Regions from separate parts of the Homo sapiens genome. Here regions 2 and 3 are each linked to region 1. Evidence: chromatin loops called from intact Hi-C (ENCODE). Cell type or tissue: CD4-positive, alpha-beta T cell. All regions are shown on one strand.

The links. A loop is a pair of places that touch in the nucleus more often than their neighbours do. Peaks named below come from ENCODE experiments on the same cell type or tissue, not always from the same donor. Only the 100,000 strongest peaks of a DNase experiment are listed, where the experiment ranks them.
Region 2: a loop joins it to region 1, with 20 times the contacts of the local background. A loop is called at or near these places in 3 of 110 quality-filtered maps.
Region 3: a loop joins it to region 1, with 6 times the contacts of the local background. A loop is called at or near these places in 7 of 110 quality-filtered maps.

What each region holds. Positions count from the first base shown.
Region 1 is chr3:41,960,943-41,963,442 of GRCh38, reverse strand. It overlaps ULK4 (unc-51 like kinase 4), which reads left to right and starts at 1,340. Exons shown (of 37, transcript NM_017886.4): 1 at 1,340-1,427. RefSeq lists enhancers at 1,011-1,060, 1,211-1,370. In CD4-positive, alpha-beta T cell, no CTCF peak of the experiment used is centred here; DNase peaks (open chromatin) are centred at 1,252 and 1,872; H3K4me3 peaks cover 2,037 bases; H3K27ac peaks cover 1,966 bases.
Region 2 is chr3:42,600,853-42,603,352 of GRCh38, reverse strand. It overlaps NKTR (natural killer cell triggering receptor), which reads right to left. Exons shown (of 17, transcript NM_005385.4): 2 at 2,289-2,369. The coding sequence starts at 2,346. It also overlaps a transcript of SEC22C not described here. Among named protein-coding and RNA genes, the nearest start is that of NKTR, 1.4 kb to the right of the region's middle. RefSeq lists a silencer at 2,364-2,500. In CD4-positive, alpha-beta T cell, a CTCF peak has its summit at 1,273; a DNase peak (open chromatin) is centred at 1,262; H3K4me3 peaks cover 1,240 bases; H3K27ac peaks cover 829 bases.
Region 3 is chr3:40,523,791-40,526,290 of GRCh38, reverse strand. ZNF621 (zinc finger protein 621) reads right to left here and starts at 1,331. Exons shown (of 5, transcript NM_198484.5): 1 at 1,017-1,331; 2 at 427-512. The coding sequence starts at 450. RefSeq lists enhancers at 850-989, 549-1,361, 1,640-1,729 and a silencer at 1,290-1,449. In CD4-positive, alpha-beta T cell, no CTCF peak of the experiment used is centred here; a DNase peak (open chromatin) is centred at 1,440; H3K4me3 peaks cover 1,565 bases; H3K27ac peaks cover 1,381 bases.

The sequences.
Region 1 (2,500 bases):
CCAAGGCGGGTGGATCACCTGAGGTCAGGAGTTCAAGATGAGCTTGGCCAACACAGTGAAACCCTGTCTCTACTAAAAATACAAAAATTAGCTGGTGTGGTGGCACACGCCTGTAATCCCAGCTACTTGGGAGGCTGAGGCAGGAGAATCACTTGAACCCAGGAGGTGGAGGTTGCAGTGAGCCGAGATTGCGCCACTGCCCTCTAGTCTGTGTGATGCAGCGAGACTGTCTCAAAAAAAATATATATATATATACGTATATGAGTATATATGTATACATAAGAGTATATGTGTGTGTGTGTTTGTCTATGTGTGTGTATATATATATCAGGATAAAATACTTCAATGTCTTTTGGGGCCTGCTGCCATGTTGGTATCTTATTGCTGCAAAAAAGTCTGTTTTGTCAGTCTTAAGGTCTCTGTTTAATGTTAACGCTGGTCAGCTGTGCCTGTATTCCAACGGGAGGAGGGTATAATGAGGCCTGTCCCACCCCATCTTCCCATCATTGCCTGAGCTAGTTCTTCAGGTTAACTTTGGCGTGCCTTTGGCCCAGAGGAGGGATCCACTCAGTTGGTAGGGGGGCTTGGAACTTTTATTTTTAGTTTACACAATCAACTTGAGATCAGAGTGTCTCATCTGTTTCCTCCATCTCCAAAAAGGAAGGTAATTCACAGCCTTCTCTTTTCTAAATGGTGAGGACCCCGGGGCCCCTGCTTCTGAGGCGTTGGTTATCCAGACTATGCCACCATGTCTACCTGAGCTCCCAGAAGAAGCCAGAAAGAAAAGAATGGAAGGAAACAGAAGGACAGTGGGAACGGGAAGAGAAGAAATGACGAGGTCTCAGTTCTCCACACTCTAGCCTCAGCACCCACTTAAGATTGAAGAGTAGTCCCTCACGGGCTCCCACTTCGGACTCTGGCCAATAGGAACTGAGACTCTTAACCAATCAGCGCTTTGCGTTTTTCCAGCGTTCTGCGTGCTGCCATGGAGATGGAATGAGCAAATCCAAACATAGAGGGATGGTGGGCCGACCACTATGACTGTTACTCCAGCACTTCCCGCCCCAGTCTCTGGCCTGTGGGCTCGTCCAAAGGCAGGGCGTGATGCCCTTTGGGTGGAGGGAGGGGCCCTCGTGGTCTCTCACTTCCGGGCCCCAGCCAACAGGAACGGAAACTGCACAGCCAGTCGGCTTCCTGAGCTTCTTCCGGCGTTCTGTGTGCTGCCGTGGAAACCGTATGGACGAATCCAAACCTGGAGGGGCGTCGCCTCCGTAAGGCTGGTCGGCTTCTTCCGCGCGTTCCGCTTTGCTTCACTGCTTTCTCCCCCATTCTTGGGCCTGTGGACCTGTCCTGAGGCAGAGGCCGAGATGCGCGCAACCGCGGGAGCAGCCAAGTGGACTGGACTCTTTTCTTGACTTAGCTACCAGGTGCGTGGCAGTGGCGGTTTTAGTAGCTACGAGTCTGAGTTCGTGTCTGCCTAAGCGGTCGCGGAAGAGCGCGCAGGCCTGCCGGGGCGGGTGGGTGGTGGCGCCTGGCCGCCCTCTCTCCTTCTGCCAGTGGACCCCGTACCCCCTGCGCTCCCCTGCTTTGCGCTCGTGTTAAAAAAGCCGCCCGTTTTTATCCGGGCGTTAGTTAAGGGCACACGGGACGCCTCTTCTAGGACCTGGGTGCAGCGGGGAGAGAGAGTGCTTGTGTGTTTCGGCTTGGGAGATGTGCTTTATGGACGCCATCTCTTAACTTCCCAGAGCGGACCGCGTCTTCACCGCCCTGCAGCGCTTCCTAGGCTCCCAGCCGGTCTCGCGGACTGATGCCTACGGACGTAGCGAGGCCGCGAAAGCCGCCGATTCGCCCGCCGCGAGTTGCCTGGGGAGCGGGGGGGGGGGGGGGGGGGGTGAGTGACTACGTAGCGCCCCTGAGTCTGTGATAATTGAGTCTGTGAAGTGCGGCGAGGAGGAGCACCTATGGAGTGCTTAGTGTGGCGCGCGCCATCGGTTACATCTCGGGGTTGATTTGGCTGGCATTTCGCAGACTTGAGCGCATCCCAGTCACCCCAGGGCGTGTAGTAACACAGAAGGCCAGGCCCTACCGCCGTAGTGTATGATTCCGTAAATTTGGGGCAGGGCCGATAACTTTTTCTTTTGTATTAAGTCCCAGGTGATGCTCATGCTTCTGGTGCGGGAGTCATGATTGTGCTGAAAGTGGGCACCTGTGCGCTCTTATCACCTGTTCGCTCTCAGCGTTCCTTGAATGTAGGACCTGCCCCCGACTCTTAAATGCCTCATTTGCACCTGTATGTGATTTGCTCTGCCTTCTGGCTTCTTAGATGCTTCTTAGGTGAACTTGTGAATTAAGAGAGACTTCCTTAGGAGCACTATAGGTTAAGAGACTAAACTGTGGTTTCTGGGAAAGCACACTCGAGTGAGAAAACCATGAAGAAACCTAAGGAAGTGATGACTACGAAAGTCAGGGGGTGGTTAACTTTTGGGGATCAGGAGGGGTG
Region 2 (2,500 bases), 640 kb before region 1:
GATCTTGCTCTGTTGACCAAGCTGGAGTGCAGTGGTGCAATCATAGCTCATGGCAGCCTTAAACTCCTGAGCTCAAGCCATCCTCCCACCTCACCCTTCCAAGTACAGGTGAGCACCACCATGCCTGGCTAATTAAAAAAAAATTGTTTTTTGTAGACAGGGTCTTGCTATATTGCCCAGGCTGGTCTCAAACTCCTGGGTTCAAGCAATCCTCCTGCCTGGGCCTCCCTAAGTACTGGGATTACTGGTATGAGCCACCATGCTTGGTCATACTTCTACTCTTCAGCAATCTACTATTTTTCTTTTCTTTTCTTTTTTTTTTTTTTTGAGACAGGGTCTCACTCCGTCACCCAGGCTGACATGCAGTGGTATAATCTCTACTCACTGCAACCTCTGCTTCCCAGGCTCAAGCAGTCCTTCAGTCTCAGCCTCCCAAATAGCTGGGACTACAGGCAAAAACTAAGAGAGCCACCATGCCCAGCTAATTTTTTTATTTTTTGTAGAGATGGGGTTTCGCCATGTAGGCCAGGCTGGTCTCGAACTCCTGACCTCAAAATGATACACCCGCGTCTGCCTCCCAAAGTGCTGGGATTACAGGCGTGAGCTATTTTTAATTCTTAATAGAAAATAACCCTGTTATCTAAAGCATGGATTCACTACAAAATAAAGATTAAGGTCCATCAAGGCTTTCTAGTAACACTTATTTAAAAAAAAAAAAAAAAAAGATCAATCAAGGCTAAAAACATTAAAAAGAGAGAGAAGGCAACCAAATTTCCAGGATTATCTCATCCCTTTGCTCGAAACCCTTTAATATCTTCCTACCTCACTGAGTCAGTCCTACAGGCCATTTCTTACTATTCTCTTTCCTCTTCTACTCCAGCCACACTGGGCACCCTGCTGTCCCTCAAACATGCAAGTACAGTCCTCCATTGTTTAATAACCAGGACGGATTCTGAGAAATGTGTAATTAGGCAATTTCGTCATTGTGTGAACATCATGGAATGTATTTAAACACACCTAGATGGTACGGCCTACTACACACCTAAGCTATATAGTCTATTTGCTCCTAGGCTACAAACCTGTACAGGATGTTACTCCACTGAATACCGTAGGCAACTTTAACACAATGAAGTATTTGTATATCTAAACACAGCTAAACATTAAAAAGTTACCAAAAAAAGGTATTATATATAAGACCATTGTTAAAGATAGAAATGTCATTTGGCGCCTGACTGTATACTACTCCTCACCTCAGGGCTGTGCTGTTTCCCTCTACCACGAATGCTCTTCTTAAATACGGCTCACTTCATCTCCTTCTGATACCTGCTTAAATCTCATCTTCTCAAAATGGCCTTGTCTGACCAACTTATTAAAATAGTATCCCAACTACAAGTCACTGTTATTTTTTTCCTAGTTGTCCGTCTTCCCCCCAATAGAATATAAACTATAAAAGGAAGAGGCCTTTGTTTTATGCGCTGCTCTATCTCCAGACCCTAGAACAGTAGCAGGCTCTCATAAGAATATGCAGAACAAGATGTTGCACAAAGACAACACATATATATATGTCTCCAATTAAAACTTTTGTCACGGATAACAAAAAAAGCTAAGAAAACAGTTTGAAACCCTGCACGCTCTGCTACTTAGAATGAAATAACTATGCTTTAGAAGGAAATGTTTCATTTAAAAAAAATACACTAACAAATGTCTGGATTCCCTAAAGACAAACATTAATGCTAAGTGCATGCATGCTGCAATTCTGCTGGTACAAAATGCTCTGGTTTATCACAAAAGATCTTCACTAAGCCATTTTCCCAGGAACCACGAAATTCTAGCTAAAGATTCTTAAGGAAAAATAGAGGCAAAATTAACATATTAGTGATATATCGTGATTAGGAAACACACAATATTTCCTACTAGTTGAAACTTCATAGCACCAAGCAAGATAACCGGAAATCGGATCGGGAGTGTCTGCCTCACGGAGACACTGGGAGAGAAAAAGTCCTCAAAGAACTGCACCTCCTTTTCTTGGCGCCAGGCTGGCTACGAGGACTCAGTCCGGAGATGCAGCGGGGTGTGTGGGGTTTGGCAGGAAGAGGCCCGGACTGCGAGTTAGGGGTGTGCCCAGGCCACCTTCCTCTCCCACTGATTTTCTCTCAAGAGAAAACGGAAAGTTGCCTGCGCCTCCTACCCGCTCCCAAAAAGGCCGGGGGAGGGTTGCTGAGGGTAGACCCCTCCCCTTCGCCAAGGCAGGCCTCGGCCCCAGCAGCGCTCCCCAGTTTCCAGCTCACCCGGCTCCCGGTTGATCTCGATGTCGAAGTGGCACTGCGGCCGGTCCTGCGCCCCCATCGCGACCGAGGTGGCGGCAAGAGCTGGGAGAGAGGGGGAGAAAAGCGGTCAGGGCAGGGGCGAGGGCGGGGGCGAGGGCAGGGGCGAGGGCGGGGCTGAGACGAAGTCCGCGCCACGGTGCCTCACGCCGGCCCGTCGCGACAGCGCAGGAGGC
Region 3 (2,500 bases), 1.4 Mb after region 1:
GCTGAGGTATGGGAATCACTTGAACCCAGGAGGCAGAGGCTGCAGTGAGCCGATATCATAGTGCCACTACACTCCAGCTTGGGCGACAGAGTGAGACTCCGTCTCACAAAAAATGAGTCTGATTTCAGTAGGTGACTTTCATTTCTAGAACACGATCTGGATTTCCACATTCAGAAAGAATTTCTTGGTATAGGTCCCCTTTCTTCCATTTAAATCTATACATCCAAACTCATCACTCTCTATACACAAAACTTTCATTTCCCCAGCACATATTTACATCTGCCATAGCCCTGGAGATAGATACAAAGGGGAAAACACAGCTTGGCCAAGTTAGGCCTTCCTCATCCTTTCCTGATTATCTGATAGCTAATGTGAGTAAAAAAACATAAACAAACAAACAAAAAAACTGAAAGAAGCTCAGCTCACCTGAGGCCAAGTTGTTTGGAGCATGGCGGATGTCCCCTGGCTTCATGCACTGTCTTCTGGGTTTGGACAAGCAAGATCCTCAAGAGCTAAGAGAAAAAGAGCCATGAGTGCTAAGGACCCTGTCGTCCACCACCTACAGCAACCTATGGCCCTCCCAGTTTCCACATTTCCAGCACTGGATGCACGGAGATTCTACTAGGACTCCCTCTAATTGTTCTCACGCTGATAGCCCCAAACTTCTTATGAATTGTTCTGCCTAGTCTTCAGGACAATCTTCCACCTGCCTGCTCAGTCCGAAGAGCTTTTTTTGAGCCCATTCGTACGGGTAAACTGAGGGACCCAAGAGCCCTGTCCCTATTGTGTTGGGTCTCTACAAACGTAAAGAGTCTTTACAGAATGCTTACAGGGACGATGACGTGGACCCAAAAGAAAGAACCTCAGGAGAAGAGGGACTGGGGTGGCTGAATGCGGATTAAGGGTAAAATACTCAGCGTCCCAGTGGGTGATGCTGACCGGAGACCCCACCCAACCGTGATCTTAACACTCCACCCAAGAAAACAGGCAACCCCAAACATCAGAAACGTCAGTACCGGGAGCCAGAGGCTGTCAGGGCAAGTTCTTTAGGGCAGAAAAGAGGATCAGGCCTCGGTGGCAAAGGGCTGGACACGGGCTCTAGAAGCCCGAGCAGCCACCTTGACGGCTTCGGCGAGGCCCAGATGCCCACGGTCCGGGTGAAGGAGGGGCGGGCCGCCATTGGGACCAAGTTCAGGGGTAGTGGGGGCTGACGAGCCGCCAGGGGCAGCGAGGAAGCCGGCACCGGGCGGACCTGGCACGTAGAACTCGCTGAAACCCACGCTCTGCAGAACGCCGAGGAGCTGGTCACTAACTAAAGGCCGAGCCGGAAGGGCGAGTGCACGCCCAGGGTCCCTCTAGGCCCCCGGAGGCCGCCATCTCGGTCGCCCCGTGGCCAGACCCGCCCCGCCTTTCATGGCTGGCCCCGCCCTGCGGAAGAGGCGAGGTTGCGGCGACCGGCTGGGCTGAGAGGCCGGCGGCGGGCGTGGAACTGTGGCGCTCTAAGCCCGGCTTTCTCCGGCAGCCGTCGGCATCGCCTCTGGCTGGAGTGTCACGGACTGATACAGCCTGGCTCTACCGAGACCTCGCCCTCTAGGCACAAGTGGGCCCCCAGTTCACGGGCTGCGCCTCAGCTGTTGGCCGCCTTGGCCCCGTGGCTCACCTGAAGCCTGGGCCGTGCAGGTGAGGGGAGAATGGCGCCTGCTTTGTCATCTCTAAGAGGCCCAAGCCCAGGATCTTGCTTGGGTCCTCAGCTGGGCAGTCCTCAGGGAAACCATGGTTTCCACTCGCCGTTTTAGCCCTCTCCCTTCCAAGGACCTAGATGTGCGTAGAACCTTTTAGGACAGATTCATTTAACAACCAAAACACCCGTGGCTACATACAGTTGCTAGGCATCCTGTATACACAGGACATGTCCTATATTAAATGATCTTGTCCTGTGTTGACTTTGGGAGGACACCCTAAATGTCTTATATTTAGCTTTTTCCAATAAATTACAAAAACTCGTAGTTACAGCTATTTTTCTGCTCAGTAACTGGCACTTAAATAAAATGTTAACACCAGCTGAAATATATATATCTCATACTTCCATAAATAATGATCTGGACAGACCTTTATGGTCTGTTCTGTTAGTTGGACTGCAGGAAGAAAAAACAGTGAAGAGGGGAGGCTGCTAATTAAAAGAACTTACTTTTCATATTCAGGAAAGGAAAAGACTGTTTTTTGACCAAAGTCCCAAGTCACTAACAAGTACTTGCCATTAATTTACATAATTTTAGATCAGTACACGTACTCTGAAAATCAACCAGTACACAACAGCCTCACTCCAAGCTTCTGAACATGAGCCAGTCAGTGATAAACACTTCCCGAAGCCAGCCAGTGGCAGCTCTACCCAGCTCATTGGCAAGTACCTCACTACTGTGCCCTTCCTTCTGGACAGGAGCCTTTCTCCAGTATCAAAGTGGTTGCTAAGATGGACAGACTTTGTTTTTTTTTTTTTTGC